Regions from separate parts of the Mus musculus genome. Here region 1 is linked to region 2. A link is a loop called in an ENCODE intact Hi-C map of the cell type or tissue named here. Cell type or tissue: gastrocnemius. All regions are shown on one strand. Links, peaks and the distances in the headings refer to the core of each region. The heading gives the core; the rest is flanking DNA. Region 1 has its middle 13 kb from the start of Cbfb. Region 2 overlaps Cbfb (core binding factor beta).

Region 1 (10,279 bases), core at 2,667-7,666, 49 kb before region 2:
TGTGTGACTTCAGAAGAGGGCATCGGATCACTGAAACTGCAATTACAGATGTTTGCAGCCACCATGTGGGTGCTGGGGATTAAACCTGCGTCCTCTGCAAGAGAAAAAACGTGCCCTTAAGCATTGAGCCACCTCTCCAGCACCTATTATTTATCCTGTTCTTCACATAGGGTCTCATATTGTAATCCAATATGAGAGCGCTGGGTCTGGCCTTGAACTCTTAACAATCCGGCCTCCAAGGTGCGGGATTGCACACCTGAGTCTCTACTCGCAACTTTATTTTCTCTTTCAATATTCCTCTGTAGGCCTGTTCACCTAGGCCTAAAGAAGGGTGTTTATCCTCCAAATTAGAGGAAGTACCGCTGAGCGCATAAATAAGAGCTCAGACTCCAACCTGGCTGTGGCTGACAGAATAATAAAGGCTCCGGGAAACTCTAGGACCTTCGACCTCCCCTGGGGTTCCAGCATAGAATACCAATGGGCAACCTGGAAGGGAGCCAGGTGGATAGCTGGCTCCTTACTCTCCTCATCCCTCCAAGAAGGTGCAGTCTTCCACCAGCCCCTTCCCACACCGCACACTCTGCCTACGTTCTCTTGTCTCTTTACCTTTGCTGGCCAACCCCGGAGGGGTGGTGAACCCTTTACAGATACAAGCCACCGCCTCCGCTCGAAGGCATTTCCAAAGCCCAACTTGGGGCTGGAGCCTGGCTTCTGGCTTCCGGCTCTGGAGGCAGCGCCCCCTTTTTCTCCGACACCTTTACACTCAAAGGAGCAATTAACAGCCAAGCAGGCTGGGAAAGGACCAATTAGTGTTCCACCAGTCCCGCTGACCGCTGGCCCCGCAGCACCGCAACTGACTCCTCCTCTCGCATCAGGCTCCGGCAATCAGGAGCGGATCTTAGCCTTCACGGCACACCGACAGTGCCAGCTGCCTGGGAGCTCCGAGGGACCAGCCATCTGGCCTCATGCCAACTGCAGTGATGGATCCGGTCGCTGGCTACTGTCCAGAGCCAGAGCGGACTCCAGGGCGCCTGGGCCTGGAACTTAACAGCGGCTGACTGGTGGCAGAGCAAGAGGGTTGGACGCCACTGGGAGGACTCCTTAGCCTCCCACCTCTTGTGCCTTGGAGCCAGTCATCAATTCATCCTGCAGCAGCTAGAACACTGGGACCATACAACCACAGTCCTAGAATTGCCACTGAGACACCTGGTGTATTCTAGCTTTTTCAGGACCCTCATCATTTCTCTGGGTCTGGGTTAGCAGTGTGCAAATCAGTTCCCTGATGGTGACCATGGCAGAACCAGGCTTTGAAAACCCACAGTACGTTCTTGTTCTTGCTCTTCCTGCAGTAAAGAAGGCAGAAAGGAGCTCAATCAAGGTCTTCAACACTACTAAATGAATGTATAGACTTCCTTCCCTAGGTCCTTTGCCCTGAATATATATACGTATACGTATATATACATTTGTGTGTGTGTGGTGTATATATATATATATATCACATATATATAATAGGGCTAAAGAATGGCCCAGCAGTTAAGAGCACTGACTGCTGTCCCGAAGGTCCTGAGTTCAAATCCCAGCAGCCACATAGTGGCTCACAACCGTCTGTAATGAGATCTGATGCCCTCTTCTGGTGTGTCTGAAGACAGCTACAGTGCACTTACATATAATAAATAAATTAAATCTTTAAAAAATAAAAATTAAATATATTTGTATGTATTTATATACATTATATTATATAACATATGTAAAGTATTAATATATTATCTTAAAATATATATTTTATACATTGTATATTGTATAAATATATATTTGAATATATTCATATGTATTTTAAAGCATATATTAAATTATATATATTGGAATTTGGGATCAGACTTTGCCTCCAGGGGTCTGCAGGTTCCAGGAGTTTTAGCTTAGACCCTAACCTAGTAAAAAGCCCTGAGATGCAAGGAAGCACCAGGTAAAGAGGAGCTGGGAAAAGGAGCAGTGGCGGCTGGTATGGAGCGCCAAACACATCAGGGTCCTTCTAACATGACCTTTGCAACTGCTGTTGGACACACTGGAGCCCTATAATGATGGAGCCAATGCCTAGGACATACAATGGTAGGAGCTGAAAGTCCTCAAAGAAAGAGTGGGAAAGGATTCAGGAGGAAAGGTGGGTTAGCTGGAGAGAATGCTGGGCAGCACTTCTCTTTCCCTATAGGTTCTACAAGGGCCTGGGCAGGAGGGGCTGAGGCCTGGCCGCAGTGGTCTTTTCTATGCCCACACTCCTCTCAGATTGGCCTCAGTCAGGGAAGGAGTGAGTGCCTGCCTTGCTCTTTCCGCAAGTGATCTCTCTCAAGCCGGGCGGGTCCGGACTGTTGGGGAAGAGAGGATCACTTAAAGAGTTGGGGCACCTCTTTCTGTGTGCCAGTGCCATTAACTGTGTCAAAAGGAATCCATGCCTCTGGGAAACTGACTGGCAATGGAGATGGATTAATGAAGACACATGGTGGCAATGAGACTGCCTAGGGTACTTCATAGAGCAAGAGCAAATTAAAGGGTGGGAAATGAGGGAAAAAAACAGAGGCAGATAAAAGGACAACGGAATGACTGGCCAAGAAAGTCATTGAGTTTCCTTTCATCAAAGGAAAGAGACTGAGGTTGGTAAACACACAGGCACATAGGTAGACTGATAGAGAATAAGAACAACCCAACCTGGCAGAGAATAGTGCCTAGGCGCTAAGAAGGTAGCAGCAGGTGAGCAGACTCTTAGCCTGGATGGCCACTAACAGAGTCTGGGTGTAGAGGATGCTAGAATGCGTAGGCTGGACGGTTATGGGACCACAGAGGAAAACACCAAACTTGGGTGGGGCCGGGGAGTCTAGAAGGGCTTTCAGAAGGAGCATTTAAAAGGACTAGTAAGAAAAGGTAGAAAGACCAGACACGAGAGAAGAGGGGAGCTCTGTCGATCAGAGGGGGGCAGCAGGATCAGAGGTCTTGAGTCAGGCTTGTTCATTTCCAGCAGTGTGGCTCAGCTGGCATACCAGGTCCGTAAGTTTGCAGGAAGCATAGACCCTGCTCTGAAGCACTGGGGACCGACCATAACAGGAACACGTCCTAGGCATAGTTACTTTCCAGAAAGATCTTGGAGGTTGCATAAGTATGTAGAAGAACTGGAATAGGAGAGAGCTGACCCAAGGAGGTTGTGGTACAGAATTGGACAGTGAGTTTATTCTTTATAGACTGGAACTGGCAAAGGGACTCTGTCTGGCCAGCCCAGCCTGGCAAACATGGCTCTGGCAGACCTTGCCCTTCTCCCTTATTCCCTCTGCCTTGCTAAACACTGTTAGATTACATTCCTAAAGCCAGCCCCCAAGGTCTGTTCCCTTATTTAGCTACTTCTTTCTTTTGAGGCCAACTACCAAGGTCCAGCTATCAAAGCATTGAAATCCAGCAATCAAAAGTCCCTTTTGGCTCACCTAATTAACATGGCCAATTAAAATTAAACACCTCATTCTAACACAGGGTTTCCTCTTTTACCTTTGTAATCCACCACTTTCCTGTGTGCCAAGTCTGTCTCCTCTCTATTCAGAGGCAGTTCTTTGTCAAATAGCCCTGCCCCCTCTCTCTTGTTCTCTTCCCCTTCTCCCTCTTCCTGTATCTCCTGTCTTTGTCTCTTATTCTCTGCCCTCTGTTCCTCTGGAGCAAATAAGTCTCCTTTGTGCTGAGAACATAGTCTTTGGGGTCTTGAGCCAAAACTGATCTCTTACAGCTAGCACGTTCACAAAGTAGATGACTAGAACTTGGGAACGTTCGAGGGAAACAGAAGTTGAAGAAGGTTTCCAGATACACTATTTTCCTAAAGAGTTATGGGTAAGGGCAAAAGGGGTCAGCTCTGACCAACCTCAGCCCTCCATACAAGCAGAGTAACCCTGAGCCACTGTGGCCAGAGTTTTCTTAGACAGTCTAGCCTAGAAACTCTTATGATCTTCCCCTGGATTGGAGACCTCATCCAATATTCACTAGGCCCATAAAAAGCCCCAAGAGGGAGTTCAGGCAGAGCCACGTGCTATCCCAGGGAAAGCTAACCAAGACTGGACTGGACTCTCTTACCACCAGCTTTGTGGTCAAGGGGGCTTGAACTTGGGATTTGTTTGGAGAGCCATTGGGAGGGAGATATGGGGGGGTCTATTTGAGCCCTGAAAAAGAAACCCCTAAGGCTAAGTCTAGATGACTATGTAGAGCAGGATTCCCCATGGCTCCTAAGCATAATCTGGGAACACTGTGTTCTTGTCTGGACGTGACCTTGGTTCCATCTTCAGGTAGGTCTCTTGCATCCCATAGCCTGCCTCTCCTCATCTGTACACTAGAAACAGCCCCAGTGGTGAAACAAGACTATGCCCTAAGGGGCTGGCGAGACGGCTCAGTGGGTAAGATCACTTCTGAAGGTCCTGAGTTCAAATCCCAGCAACCATATGGTGTCTCACAACTACCCATAATGAGATCTGAAGCTGTCTGCAGGGTTTACTGGAACAAGCAGAGGTCCTAAAATTTCAATTCCCAACAACCACTTGAAGGCTCCCAAGCATCTGTACAACTACAGTGTACTCATATACATAAAATAAGTAAATAAATCTTGAAGAAAAAAAAAAAGACTCTGGCCTAAGCTCCTTCCAGCTACAAAGCCTTATCACTTGCAGCTCTTTGGATCCTAAGACCATTACAGATCTTGTTCTTTTTGATGGGGAGGCTGAAGGTGGGAAAGAAGGGCTTTCAGGAAATTAACACTAGTGGCAGGAAAATCTATCAACATGGCAGAGGTGCCTATGGTTGATTCATGGCGCCTGCCCAAGGAGCAGCTCTGCCAGCCTGGGGGAAAAGGCTAGTGCTGCCTCCATAGCCTCCCAAAGACATCAATCAGGCCCAGGACTCCAAAACTCAGTTGCTGGATCTTTCAAAACCACGAATTTGCCCCTCCCGAGTCATAGCAAACCACGGTGCTCAGAAAGGGGCAGGGTGGGGATCCTGGGTTTTAACATAGCTGTTGCCTCTACTCTGATTCTTAAAAATTGTGTGTGTGTGTGTGTGTGTGTGTGTGTGTGTGTGTGTGTGTACAAGCAGACGCATGAGAATCTGAGTAGGATAGAAGAGGAGGATGTTGGGATCCTAGAGTCACAGGTGATCATGAGTTGCGTGATGTGAATTCTGGGAACCAAACTTAGATCCTCCAATAGAGCAAGATGCACTCTTAGCGAATGAGGCAGATTTCCAGCCGCAGCCTGTGATCTTCTCCAATCCTCTCAGTCAGGAAAAACCCTGACCCGCTTGTGTTTTATGTGACCAATACATCACAAGCACATCAGGAGGAGTGATGATGCAGCTGTACCACAACCAAACGTGTAGTGAGTGGGTCTAATGTGAGAAGCCAGGAGGCTGTCTCCATGGAGAATCGGTGGTTCTGATTCCTCCTCACCAACCTCAAGTATGGGTGACAGAGGTGCTACTCCAGTACACGCCTCCAGGAGGCGCTGTTCTCATTGTGTTCATCCCGCGGCCTTGCATGTATGGTGGCCCTCATCTCTTGTTCAGCAGGACTTCCAACATAAACGCATATCAATTACAGCCTGCAGAGAAAGTTCTGATTAGACAATCATTGGTAACCACCTCGCCCGGAGCACCCACACTGGTTCATCTCTGGTCAGCTAGGTCACTTAACTCGGGAGGACCTTTTGAAGGGGACAGTGAAAGCAGCAGGGGCCTCGAGCAGCACCTTCCAGAACCTCGGTCTGGTTTGAGCACTTGCGCTGTTCTTAGCTTGCCTACACAGGAGGGAGGTCACTGACTCATCCCTGTGTTACAGGCAAACACGAACTCCCCAGGTTTGCTCTGCTTGTCCCTGCTGATGTCACTTTATAAGATTTTCGCTAGACCTTCTGTTACTTTTCAGAGTCAGAGGGAACTTCTAAAAGTTCCCAGGGCTCCAGAGATGGCTCAGGAAGGAACACGTGTTGCTCTTGCAGAGGGCCAGGTTCAGTTCTCAGTCCTCCAGTTCCTGAGAACCTCTTCTGGCCCCCACAGGTACTGCACAGACATGCAGGCAGGCAAAATACCCATACATGTAAAATTATGTAAACCACACTGGACTCAAACTCACAGAGATCCTCCTGCCTCCTCTGCCTCCTCTGCCTCCCAAGTGCTGGGATGAAAGGCATGCACCACATACCCTGCTATCACCACCACCACCCCTTTCTTAAAGGTTTTATTGGTTCTTTTGTGAATTTCACATCATGAACCCCAATCCCACTCATCTCCCCCTCTCCTTGTACCCACCCTCTATCCTTGCAACCTCCACCCCCCCCAGGAAAAAATCTTGTTGTAGAAACTGTAGTGTGTCCCACCGTGTCCCACAGTGCACCCTTTCTCCATACTTCTTTGTTTGCAAATGTTCGTTGCAATGACTCGTTGGTGTGGTACCAGGCCTCTGGTTTCTGCTACTCTATCAATACTGGTCCTCACTGGAACTCTTCTCAGATATCCTGTTGTTGCCGTGTGTCATGGAAATCCTATAGTTTTGGATCTGTAGGACCAGGCCCCTTTATGAACACCAGCAGTTCATCCACGGGGTAGATGTTGGGATGGATCAACTCTGGGCCTGAGAGGTGTCTGAGCTGGTCAGCTCTTGGGCTCCCCTGCTCTACCCTGCTGCCCAGGCACTGTGCAGGCCCTGCTCTCCCAAGTGCTGTAACAGGTGAGGGGTACGGACACTCATTCACTCAGGGCCAGCTCTCTTGCCTGCTCTAAGGGCAAGTGGAGGCATCTCTCTCTCACCCATGTCATCACAGGGCAGACAAGTGGTGGGGCCAGCTCTCCCACATTTGTATCCTTGAATCTGGCTTACCTGCAACTCCAGCAGTTTGTGGGGCCTACTTTCCCAAGTACTGCGGCTCATAGAAGCAGGGTCAGCTCTCTTGTTCTCATATACCCCCACCCCCAGGACCAGATCTCCCACAGTCTGCAGGTGAGGGGTGAGGCCTCAGACATCAACATGTCCTCCGGCAGCAGCCCAGGCCAGCCATGGACCCAGATGTGGCCCTTGGTGGCAGCACAGGCCAGGATCACACCATGGTCCTGGGAGACATCACCAGCTACTCACGTAAGGCTATTCTTCACTACCCTTGAGTCTCCAGTTCTTTCTCTCTTCACTGTGCCTACATCATTCTGGGTTTTTGTTTTTGTTTTTTCTTCTTCCATCTCTCCACCACTTACTTGTTCCTCTTGGTGAAACCTGGGGCCTCTGAGTGGCTAGGATCATCTCAGGAGTGGTCTCAGGAGTGCTATGCCCTGCTTGTCTATTATGGTGTCCGGCAGGGGTTATCTCTGTCATGGTCTACCCCACCAGGCCTGCATGCTGGTCATCTTGGGCTAGCTTCCCACCCAGGCCCCATGGAGCTGGTTTGGTGGTCGTCTTGGGATCACTTTTTTTTTTTTCAAAGAATGTTGGGCTATTAGTCATTCAGATGTTCAGAATGATTCAGGTCAGAACAATTAGCCAAGACATACCCTCCCTCCTCTCTGCCACCTACTGATGCATACGTGACACACAACCACATCCGCAACACCTCTAGGGGCAGGACCACTTCTTTCTGTATAAGCCAGTTTTGTGATTTCTTCTTTCAGTGCTGGAGATTAAATGTATCACCTCATGTAGACTAGAAAAATGTTCTACCACTAAGCTGCATCAGCACCACTTTAAGTCTGCAAACAAAATAGACCTTGTAGATAGAAGTAGATGCGTCTGTTGTCAATTTATAAGTGAAGAAACTGACTAGTAAGTCCTGTGATCTTAAGTAAGTCAATAAAACGCTCTGAATAGGGTTACTCCTCAACAAATTAAAAGGATGTAGTTTAATTGGTAGAGAGGTTGCCTAGCATTCCAGAAAGCCCAGGTTCAGACAGACCTCAGCTCTGAGTAAACTAGGCAGGGTGACACACATCTTTAATCCCAGCTCTTGGGAGGTGGAGACAGAAGGATCAGGATTTCAAGGTCATCTTGGCTACTTATTGATTTCAAGGTCAGCCTAGGATCCCTGGGTACAGAAGACCCCATCCCCCTCACCAGCAAAAGAGAGAGAGAGAGAGAGAAAGAGAGAGAGAGAGAGAGAGAGAGAGAGAGAGAGAGAGAGAGAGAGAGAGAAGAGAAGAGAAGAGAAGAGAAGAGAAGAGAAGAGAAGAGAAGAGAAGAGAAGAGAAGAGAAGAGAAGAGAAGAGAAGAGAAGAGAATTAAGAAACTGAATTTCTTCAGCTTCTAGACTCTTTCATCCTCTTGATCTCTCTGGGGTCTACCTGGCTATGGTGCCTTTTGAATGACTCGGTTTTTATGTTCTGAGTCTTTATCTCATGAGCTGCAAAGCAAGATAGTAATTAATCCCTTCCCTCTTTACCTTGAAGGCATTGGAGAATGCCTATATTTCACTAGGTAGCATCTCAGCTCAGACCAGACAACCTCTGTTATTCCCAAAGGGCTGTCTCTTCCAAAGCATTTTTTAAATCGAACTTAAATTTTGAGACAGTCTCCTGGATCTCAGGCTGCGTTCCACCTCCTGAGCACTGGGATTACAGGAATGTGTTGCCAGGCCCAACCTCCAAGATGGTCCTAAAAAAGAAAACAAGAGACAGGAGTAGAGGTGCATGCCTTTCATCCCAGCACTTGGGAGGCAGAGGCAGGAGAATCTGAGTTCAAAGCCAGTCTGGTCTATAGAGTTAGTTCCAATACAACCAGGGCTATCTCAAGAAACCCTGTCTCAAAAAAAATCAGATAAATTAATAATAATAATAATAAATAATTTTTAAAACAAGAATTTTTTTTACAGTACCAGGGATAAAAACTAGGGCCTCCATGTTCAGAAAATGTTCTGCTGCAGACTACAACCTTAACCCCATTGTAAGGGTCTTGAGGTGTATTTGTAAGGTGGCTTCCCCTCAGTTTCTTCTTGGAAAGAGTCTAATGTAGACAAAACTTGGGTGAAGTCTGAGAGTTGGCACTACATGGGTGTTTCTCAACCTTCCTAATGCTGTGACCCTTTAATACAGTTCCTCATGTTGTGATGACCCCTGACCATAACATTGTTTTTGTTGCTACTTCCTAACTGTACTTTTGTTACTGTTAGGAATCGTAATGTGACTATTTTTAGAGATCGAGTTTTGCCCAAGGGGTTACCACCCACAGATTGAGAACAGCTGCACTTGATGAAGCTTTCTTGAGAATGAGCCCTTGTGAGCTGTGTAGGGGAGCTGCTTGCATGACAGAATCAACGTGTATAAGGCATGCTGGGAGATCTCCTGGGACAGAAGGGAACATAAGGTGGACCTAGAACATCTACTGAGAAAGAGGATGGGTGTGTCTGGCTAATAAAGGGAAGAGAGGCTAGCTAGACAAGACACGAGCCAGGTTAGAACAGACCAGAGCTCAACTCCTTGGCTACACAGTTGAGGAAGACAACTGGTGTCTGCTTTGGTAATTATTCTTCTTTGTGTTCCTAGGAGGATGTCAGGCTGCTGGGGGCTGGGGGGGGCTGTGGCTTGGTATTCCTTTCTATTTATAAGACATGATTACAGTATGATGGGAACCATGCCTGCCTGATTGGTGTGGTTGGGAAACTTGGGAAAGAATCCAAGAAGAGGACAAAGTGTCAGGGTGTCATCATCAGACACATAAAAGAAGAGGAGGCAGAAAAGGGTGGGTTTGAATCTCAGAGTCAATAACGAGCCAGAAGTGAGTGTTAAATTATTCAACCTCCTTTATTGATCCATTGATCTCTAGTTGCAGGCCTTGGTTTATTCTTGGTTGGCATTTCCTGTGTCTGAGGACACAGGGAAGGGAATAGATTTTGAGACTCAGAAAGAGACAGGAGGTAAAGGACATGGTGGCACACACCTGTCACTCAGGATGACAAAGCATGGGGACCATGATTTTGAGGATAGCCTGAGCTACTTTGTTGTTTGTAAGATTGCTAGTTTGTGCCAGGTGTGGTGGTGCACGTCTTTAATCCCAGCACTCCGGAGGCAGAGGCAGGTGGATTTCTGAGTTCGAGGCCAGCCTGGTCTACAGAGTGAGTTCCAGGACAGCCAGGGCTGCACAGAGAAACCCTGTTTCGAAAAACAAACAAACAAAGATTGCTAGTTTGTTTGTTCTTGAGACAGGGTCTCACTATTTAGCACTGGCTGGCCTGGGAGACCAGGCTGGCCTCCAACTCACAGAGATCCTACTGCCTCTGCTTCTGCTTCCTACCTTCCT
Region 2 (10,279 bases), core at 2,503-7,502:
AGTACGCTGTAGCTGTCTTCAGATGCACCAGAAGATGGTGTCAGGTCTCATTTCGGGTGGTTGTGAGCCACGGTGTGGTTGCTGGGATTGGAATTCCAGACCTTCAGAAGAGCACGCGATGATGCTTTTACCCACTGAGCCATCTCACCAGCCTCCATTGGGTCTTCTGCTGTTACCTCATTGGCAGAAGTGAGTTACACTGCCAACTTTTGTACTGTTGTAGGGAAGTGAATATTGATGGCTGCTTTTTTATTTTCTTTTTGCGGGGAGGGTATTCTGTATCTTTTAGTTTCTGCAAATCATCAAAAATATAAGTGCATACTAAGTTGTACGTGATTGGCAAAGCTTGAACATTTTATGCTGAAGAGAGTAACAGTAAGGGAGCATTTAAGGTTAGGAGTCATTGTGATCACATTGTGCTTTAGCTATACACACACACACGGATCGCAGGGGCAGCTCTGAGGTGCCAGAACAGAATGGAACAGGGGCGGTGTTTGGGGGACTTAAAATAATCGAGTTTACAGCTCTTTGGGTTCCAAGTTAGAAAAGTGTTTATAGAAATGAAGATTCCAAAAATATAAGCAGCAAATAGGTAGAGTGCTACTTTAGTTTACAGAGGTAAGAAGGGTTACAAAGATGGTTCAGATTCCTGTTAGAATGAGGAGGCACATGTCGGTAATCCCAGTGCTGGAGAAGTTAAGGCAGGAGGATTATGTTTCAGACCAGCCAAGGCTATAACGAGACCCTCACTCCAAAATAAAAGTACCTCTGAAATTAGTGCGGGATGGAGGGGATTGATTAATACTGATATTTTAAGAATTACTCTTCGGTTGGATTCTTTCCAAAAAATCCCCAAATTCAATTTTTTTTTTTTACATAAATCAAAATAATTATTTCATGTACCCTGACAGCAGGAAGATGCATTAGCACAACAGGCCTTTGAAGAGGCTCGAAGAAGAACTCGAGAATTTGAGGATAGAGACAGGTCTCACCGGGAGGAAATGGAGGTGAGAGTTTCACAGCTGCTGGCAGTAACTGGTTAGTACTTTCCCCAAACTCTCAGGCTGTGTTTTTGATGTTTGTGCATAATGTTTTTAATTGGTTTAACTTTGTCTTTTATTTTTTAAAATTGTATATTCTTGCTTGAATTGATTTTATGCAATTGTCTATAAAATGTAATTATTCTAATTTAAAGGTTGCATTTATTCTCATTTATTGGTCTTCACAAAAAAAGTCTTACTATATATACAAAATAAGGTATATTTTTCTTTTAATTCATTGATTGAAATATCTTTGTTCCACCTCTTCCTACCTCCACTTTCTAAGTACTAGGATACAGGTGTGAGCCATCACACACCTACATATAAAATGTGTCTCTTGTTAATATAGAGCATGATCAAAACATGTAAACATTGCTAAAATGCTGAAGAGATGGCTCAGCATTAAAGGCCAGGCTTATAACCAGTAATATAAAACATTACAAAAAAATCCTTAAAGGCAAGTACTATTTTCTACTTCTTTATGAATATTTACCTTGATGTTGAAAGTTACAAAGGTAGGTTTCTTTGCTTTATTTTCTCACATTTAACCCTGGCCTGAGGAAGGGTACATAGCTGCTTTATCATATGAATATCACTGGGAATGACCATCTTGAAACAGAATAGTCTTCATCATTTGTGTAACTCTTGAGTTGAGAGGACAGCTTATTATTTTCAAATACCCCAAGAATGGAGTTTAACAGGATTATTTAGTATCTATTTAGGGATTGGAGAGATAAATCTAAAAATTTTTAATTTATTACAAAGTAAGGTACAGATTATATCTACATAGAAGAAATACGTAGTCTTGACGAATTACTATAGATCTAATATCCTTATAACTACTTTCAAGATAACAAAATAAAACCTTGATATCATACCAATCCCCTTTGTATGCGTGTATGATTATAACCTTATTCTACTCAAAAGTAATCATTGGGCTGGTGAGATGGCTCAGCGGTTAAGAGCACTAACTGCTCTTCCGAAGGTCCTGAGTTCAAATCCCAGCAACCACATGGTAGCTCACAACCATCTGTAATAAGATCTGACTCCCTCTTCTGGTGTGTCTGAAGACAACTACAGTGTACTTGCATATAATAATAAATAAAATTTTTTTAAAAAGTAATCATTATCTCAGTTTGTATAATAACTACTTCCTTCTCTTCCTGTATGGTTGCAGTACCTGTGTTCAGTCTTTATGTATAAAATTGTTTCTTAATTTAAATGGACTTAGTTGAAAAAGTTAATATTTAACTATTTTTAAATTAAACATATTCTTGGGAATACGAATTCTGTCTCCCTCTGCCTACCTTTCCTCCCACTGACTCTTCCCGGCCAGAGCTCAAGCTCAGACCTGTTCCTTCATTCTTCTGTACCCACAGCTCAGGAAACACCAACTTTAAAAAAGCCAGTAACGCCAATCCAATGGTAATGGGTTGTCAGTGCTGATATTCATGTCCCTAATGTTGTACACCACTCCCATTACCAAATTTGACTGGCTTTGCAGGGTGGCAAGGAATGAAAGAGACAGCTTAGCCTTTAAGAACATTCAGTTCCCAGAACCCACAGTGCAGTTTGTGGGAAGTTTTTACAGATCTTATATCTTATATTTCTTATCATTTTACCTGTTGTACTCTGTGCAGTGTACTTTTCTCCCCATTCATCAGGCAGACTGCACCTTAAGTTACATCAAGCCCTTCTCAAGTCTTGACCATCTTCTGCTTTGGAATTTCCACAGCATTTAATTTCTTCCTCTCTTATTTTCCCTCTGCCTCTCCTCCTGACTTGGACCACTTTCCTTCCTCCTGCCCCTCTCACCCTTACTTTTTCTGTCTGTTTGCTTTGGGGTTTTGTTTGTTTTTGAGACAAGGTCTCATCTAGCACAAGCTCCTGAGGAACTCGCTGTATAGCAGAACCAGAGCTGGGTGATTGCTCCTCCTGACTCCAGCCTGCACATGCTGGGGGTCGAAGCATGTGCCGCCCTCCCAGCTACCTCTTAGGTCTGTGTAAGCATTTATTGAACTGTATGTTGAAAGGGCTGTAAATATATCTGCCCATCCCTTCCTTGAGATCCCATAAAATGAAGAAGACCTTACTCTCTGTGTCCCCTGAGTTATCTACCATAGTGTTTCTCCATTGTGTTTACTTGGTAAACACATCTTCCATTTTGAACATCTTCCAAAAAACAGTTAGTCCTGTCTGAGAGCTAGAGGTGTTTTGCTTTGCTTTGCTTTGCTTTGCTTTGCTTTGCTTTGCTTTGCTTTGCTTTGCTTTGCTTTGCTTTGCTTTGCGTTGCGTTGCGTTGCGTTGCGTTGCGTTGCGTTGCGTTGCGTTGCGTTGCGTTGCGTTGCGTTGCGTTGCGTTGCGTTGCGACTGGGTTTCTCTCTGTAGCCCTGGCTATCCTAGAAATCACTTTGTAAACCAAGCTAGCCTCAAATTCCAAAGAAATCCACCTGCCTCTGCCTCCCAAGTGCTGGAATTAAAAAAGTACACCACCACTCCCGGCTTCTGCAAAGATTTTAATAAAAATACCTAACTTTGTTGATTTGTATTAATTGACTAAAGGTGTGCACACCTTTCAGACTTGACAGAAAGTGGATGTAAAAACAGGCAACTGCAGTGTTGCTTACCTTATGTTAAAGCACTTCAGTGGAGCATGTAACAGTCGGCTCTCCTTAGGCACGTCACAGAATACACTTGGAGAGATTCAAAAGAAGTGTGCTTGTCGGGTGGGCAGACTGGGGAAGACTTTTCTGTGCAAAGGAATGAACGAATAGTGGATGGAACTTGTCAAGCCAGAGGGTGTGGTCAGTCTTTCTGAAATACATGCAATATACTTGAAGAAATAACTGAGAACTAATAGAACTTAGGAAATGTTCATATATACCTTAGGTTCAATTACTAGAGAAAGGGTTTGTTTGTGACAGGTCTTACTGTGTAGCCCTGGCTGGCCCAGACTCTTGGCAGAGAATCTCCTAGTGCTGGGATTAAATGTGTGCCACTGTGCCCAGCACAGATTGTCTATTTTAATAAGTACTTAGGTACTCTTTTTAGTTTACAGTGTTGTCGCTTGAACATATTTTGATTTTGATTTTTGATGGTTGTAAACAAAAATAAAGCCTGTTGACAGAGGTGCCAAGTAATGTGTCATTCAGGTAGGTATTCCATGAGCAGATCTGCAGTTGAGAGCCTGGGCTTTGTAGTCAGGCTCAGTCCACATTCCTGTTCAGTCACTTCCCAGTCTCTGAGACCCCAGTTTTATCACAGAAAGAAATTGTGAGAATTGAATGAGAAACACTTAGAAAGCACTTAATACAGTGCTCAGCCCATGTGTGCCAGCAGAACTAATAGCTCTAAAGTGCTTCCTTAGTGCTAAAAGCTCTCCCTGCTGCTGGCTCCAGCTAATTGAATTGTCTGGTGGAGCATCCTCTTAGTTCTCTAAAGTGTATTAGGCACTAAAGCATTATGACCTCGAAGATAGAAAAAACAGTTAAATTTTCATCAATGATTTAAGAGCCTCTAGTCCAGCAGTTCTCAACCTGTGGGTCACAACCCCTTTGAGGGTTGAACAACCCTTTCACAGGGGTCTCATAACAGATATCCTGCATATCATAGATTTACATTACAATTCATAACAGTAGAAAAATTACAGTTATGAAGTAGCAACAAGAAGAATGTCATGGTTGGGGGTCACCATAGCACGAGGAACTGTATTAAAGGATTACAGCATTAGGAACGTTAAGAACGACTGCTCTGGTCACTTATATCAATAATTTGAAATATTAGTTCTTTTAAAGAACTGTCATCTAAAAGCTCTGGGCTGGAATCTGTCTCCAGAGTACACACTGGCAACTGAAGAGGGCTTTGTGGTCCGTGTGTCTTGTGTTTTGTGTATATATATTTTTTGCCCTTCTCCATTATATTCCTGTCTTACCTATGAGTACTTCTAAAAGTTTGCTTTCTTGCTCTTTACCTCTTTTTAAAAAAGCAACAGTGGAAGAAAACATTTCCTCCCTATAATTTAAACTTTTTTGGGTCTGGGTATGGTTACCCATTATGGAGCAGAGGAGGAGAGGCCAGCTTAATCTGCATAGCAAGTTCCAGGCCATCCAGGGTTATGTAGTGAAGCCCTGTCTCAAAATACACAAGGACAGACACACAATCAAATATCGTTGGGATTTAAGCTTCCTCTAATTCACGTAAAACAAAACCCCCAGGATAACTGACGTGCTCCCTTTCTAACAGTCTGCTGGCAGACGAAAGAGCAAGAAATTATGCCAGAGTTTTTGAAACAGGGTGTCTGCACAAATATAGTTTAGCAGTAGGAAGTAGAGAGGATTAAGCTGAAAAATAAAATCTGTCAGGGGACGTTAGAAATCATTTTCCCTGGAATAGAAAAGACTGAGGCAGAAAAGAATAATATTGGTTCTAGTGGGTGGTCCTGATGCCTGACTGGAAATGAGAGCCAGGGAACAGCGGTAACTCGTTCGTGGGTGGCACTGGGTAATGATTTTTGGAAGCCTGAGACTTTTGGCAGCACTGAAGCTTAGGGCTGTCCACCACTGCCTGAATAACTGAACTCTCTAGCCTTGCTATACTAAAGTTGCATTGATAATACTCATGAGCATTTAATGTGTATCTAAAGTTAGTGCTGTGTTTGAGGGAAGCAGAACTTCAGGTGGTTGGTGTCTTAGGGCTTTTCAGTTTGTCTCTGTTGTCTTAATATGAACTTCCTTGCATAAGGCTCCACGTGCATGCTTCCAGCTTTCCATCTCTAAACTGCTGAGATTGTTTTCCATCACTCACAGTAAGATTTAACATTTCTTTTTTCTGTCTTTTCAGGAAGAGGCTTTCAGTAGTACAGTATTTTTTTCTACCTTTTAATTGATATGACACATGATAAACTTTTTTCTAAAAATTTTAAGTACTTCCTATCTAAAAAAAAATACACATTTTAGTAACCTTAATGAGATATTGTTAAATAATCTTAAAATAAAAATGAGATGTAGCCGGGCATGGTGGCGCACGCCTTTAATCCCAGCACTCGGGAGGCAAAGGCAGGCAGATTTCTGAGTTTGAGGCCGGCCTGGTCTACAGAGTAAGTTCCAGGACAGCCAGGGCTACACAGAGAAACCCTGTCTCGAAACCCCCCCCCTCAAAAATGAGATAAAAATTTATGTGTAATATCTTATAAGTATTTTTAAGATGAATATGTTTGTTTGAATATGGATAGTTCTCTAGTAGATAATGTAAACTGAAACAGGAAACCAGTAGAAATCAGATATGAGGGATGGGTGGCAAAATGAAGAGCTACTGGGGCTGGAGGGATGGGTCAGCAGTTAAGAGTACAGACTGCTCTTGGAAAGCACCGACTTGGTTCCCAGCAACCTTCAGATCCAGGGTATCTGACATGTTTTTCTGGCTTTCATGGGAACCTGCACATACATTCACAAACTCACACATACATGTAAATAAGCCATAGGGGGCTGAAAAGAGATGACTCAGCAATTAAGAATGCTAACTTTTTACAGAGTTTGATTGTCAGTACCCATGTCAGCTGCTCATGTCAACTGCCTTCTACCTCCAGAGCCATTGTGGTCTTGTGCCTCTGATCTTCCTGGACACCTGCACTAATGTGCACAAATTCATACAGAGATACATGTAATTTTAAATTTTAAAAAATTTCTAAATGGAGGGCTTATCTTTGACTGTATATTCTTAGTACTTTATGGGTCTGGTATCAACATGCATCTGTTCTTTATTTAGGAAAAAAAGAAAATTCTATATAAGGGGCTCATTGCTCTTAGAGAGGACTAGAGTTTGATTTTTCTGTAGCTACTTTGGGTGTCAGAGCACTCACAACCATAGGTAACTCCAGCTGCAGGATATCTGGTATCACCTAGCCTCCCCAGGAATCAGCATGCATGTATGTGTGTAGGCACGCAGACAAAACATAAAATAAATGTTTTGGGTTTTGTTTTAAGAAATAGAAAACTTGTCCTTGGTGTAACACAGAATAATGAGCAGAAGATTCTTTAATTGTGTTCTGTATGTAATTGGCAGATTAGCTTTCTTTGTTTTGATTTGTTTTGCTGAGGGAGTAACACTATGTTGCCTAAGCTGGTCTCAAACATCTGATCCTCCCACTTTAGCCTCCCAAATGCTGCTCTTACAGGCATATGCCACTACATCCTGTGGTAAATAGGCTACTTTTTAAGACAGCAAACCCCTTTAAATTTTGTATTGTGCCCCAATATGTAAAGTAGAGAAAAGTCAAAGCAATAGAAATGATTGATCTCAGCCGGGCGTGGTGGCGCACGCCTTTGATCCCAGCACTTGGGAGGCAGAGGCAGGCAGATTTCTGAGTTCCAGGCCAGCCTGGTCTACAGAGTGAGTTCCAGGACAGCCCGGGCTATACAGAGAAACCCTGTCTTGAAAAACCAAAAAAAAAAAAAAAAGAAAAGAAAAGAAATGATTGATCTCCCTCTGGGGTTCCTGCAGTGTTTTCAGGGCCTCAGACATGACTTGGCAGTAGATTGCTTGAGGACCTTTGATATGTAGAATCAACATATTCTGCTATAGCTGTGATATAACATTAAGCAACTTACAAAAGGAAATGTTTAATTGGCCTTAGGGTTTTAGAAGTTTTAGGAGAGTCTGATAGAACAAAGACATAGCTGCAGGATCTCAGAGTTCACATGTTGGTTAAAAAGTAGGAAGCAGAGAGAGCCAATTCAGAATGGCGGGAGTCTTTTAAAGCCTGACAGACTTTCTCCAGCAAGGTCAGGCCTCCTAATCCTCCCTGTTATCAGCTGGAGACCAAGTATTCAGACAGTTCCCTATGGGGACAATTTTCATTCAGACTACCACAGTATATAATTGACCCCTTGTTTTAATGCTAGCTCTTTCTCTTACTGCTGTTTCTCTGGCAATTCAAAAGTTGTTTGTTCTCCTGGAGTCTCACTAACTTGTCCTTTTTCATGGAGGCTAAATGGAATGTAGTGTGTGACTTACAATGTATCTGTTATGCTAGGTAAGTGGGCTTATTCTAATTTTAGACTGAAACACAAAGATATGTTGCCAGAACATTTTAGATTTTGGCTTTTTGGTGGTAGTGATAAGACAGTTTCCAAGCAACCAAAAAAGTTGAATTTTGCCTGGTTCTGCTGACTACAAAGATAGCAGTTTCCTAGGCTTGCAGAGTGCCTGGAAAGTGTTTTGGTGGAAAAGTGCCTCTCTTGCCTGTCTAGTAGCAGTTCATGTACTGTCTGTTGCTAGAGACTGCCTTTAGTTGAATTGTCCTCTTGACCTAAGCTAATAAAGTACTATTGGCAAATTACTTGGCCACAAGGCACTACAACAAATGTTCCCTAGCACTGTCTACAAAATGCTTCTCTCTGGCTGGATTATGAAGTTTTAGTAAGTATTTACTTTTGATAGCACAGAATGAATTAATAATTACTGAATATTCAGAATATTCAGAAGATTTAGATTAGAAACCACTTGGAAATAAAACAAAAGTATTATGTGAGTTTTATTTTTAGAGACTGTATGGTCCAAGCAAAAATAATAATTCAGGCCGGGCAGTGGTGGCGCACGCCTTTGATCACAGCACTTGGGAGGCAGAGGCAGGCAGATTTCTGAGTTCGAGGCCAGACTGGTCTACAGAGTGAGTTCCAGGACAGTCAGGGATACACAGAGAAACGCTGTCTTGAAAGACATAGATAGATAGATAGATAGATAGATAGATAGATAGATAGATAGATAGATAGATAACTTGGCCTCTGTTTATCTTAAACTCCTCAGTATTTTTATTTTCAGCACATTTAACTTTGCACAAAATACCTTATTTTTTTTTTGTAAGAAAAAAATCATCATCTGTATTTGTGTGTGTATAATATGGTGGTCAGAGGATAACTTGCAGAAATTGGTTCCCTGTTTGCACTATATGAGTCCTAAGGGCTGAATTCAGGCTTGTCAACAAGTGCCTTTCCCCACTGAACCATCTCTGACCTAGCTTTAACCTTTTAATGAGTTACAAGGGAAATGCATCAACTCAGAACTTAAAACTTAGGTTTTATATCTCTGAGCCTTAGCATTGGCTAGGGATGTTGTCACTTAGGTTTTTCTAGACTTACTGCCCTGTGTGTGTAGGCATCACTAACCCCTCCATGTTGCAGTCTTACCTGCTATATAGTGAGAGTGAAGCCCGACCTCTTCAATATTAACTTGTCGCCAAGTACCAAATATAAAGTATGAGGAGACTATATCTGTCTATATGTACATACTCAGTGGATTGCAGCTCTTTTCATGACTAAAGCATTTCTCCATGGAGAGTTTTCCACATTTGTTTACTTTTGTTTAATAAAAGAACAGCAATCAACTAAAACCTTTGGTCTATTCAGCTAGCCCTGCTCTTGGCTATTTTTCCAAGACCTTGCTAGTAACTGCTTTGTCACTCTTATATTCATCTTGTGATGACGTCCTGGAAACTGGGTTTGCTCTATTTCTGAATGACATTGTAATAAACATATAAGAAGCAGAACAGATAATACCCTGGTCTGTAATGAGTTGTCTACATTAATTTTTAAAAACAAATTATGACCTTAATGTTTAGAGTGAGTTCAGAGAGAATTTCTTTGCTATTATGCATGTGTATGGCTTACTATCCAGGAAACTTCCTCTAAACCATCCAACCTACGTTAGAAATGGCCAAATTTTACATGAGATGTGGATCTCTGTGAGTTTGAGGCTACCAGATCTATACAGTGAGGCCCTATGTTTGGGTTTTTTGTTTTGGTTTGGTTTTGGTTTTTTTTTTTTTTTTTTTTTTTTTCGAGACAGGGTTTCTCTGTGCAGCCCTGGCTATCCTGGAACTCACTTTGTAGACCAGGCTGGCCTCGAACTCAGAAATCTGCCTGCCTCTGCCTCCCAAGTGCTGGGATTAAAGGCATGCGCCATCACTGCCTGGTTGAGGCCCTATGTTTAAAAAAGAAAGAGCCAAAATAGATAGCATAGCTTGTCAAAGAAAGTTGTATCTGTAGAAGCTGGTCACAGGCTGTTTGTGTGTGTCTCCTTCAGAGACTTCCTTCCATCTCTCAGAGCTCCCACTCTTCTCTGGTCTGACTTCTTTCTTTTGGTCCTACCTTTCATTGCTGACAGGGAGTGGCTGAAATTCACAAGTAAACAGCAAGGTTCCTTTTCTTTGTTTTCCATTCTTTCTATCAAAATATACAATGCTG

The links. Hi-C counts contacts between places; a loop is a spot of excess contacts. Peaks named below come from ENCODE experiments on the same cell type or tissue, not always from the same donor. Only the 100,000 strongest peaks of a DNase experiment are listed, where the experiment ranks them.
Region 1: it touches region 2 in a loop (2.8-fold over the local background); 14 of 42 quality-filtered maps call a loop at or near these places.

Annotation. Positions count from the first base shown.
Region 1 is chr8:105,152,245-105,162,523 of GRCm38, forward strand. It overlaps the pseudogene Gm51414. Among named protein-coding and RNA genes, the nearest start is that of Cbfb, 13 kb to the right of the region's middle. In gastrocnemius, for the core only: a CTCF peak has its summit at 5,493 (motif pointing right); a DNase peak (open chromatin) is centred at 3,229.
Region 2 is chr8:105,201,541-105,211,819 of GRCm38, forward strand. Cbfb (core binding factor beta) reads left to right here. Exons shown (of 6, transcript NM_001161458.1): 5 at 912-1,038. Among named protein-coding and RNA genes, the nearest start is that of AI225912, 8.6 kb to the left of the region's middle. In gastrocnemius, for the core only: no CTCF peak of the experiment used is centred there; a DNase peak (open chromatin) is centred at 5,536; H3K27ac peaks cover 390 bases.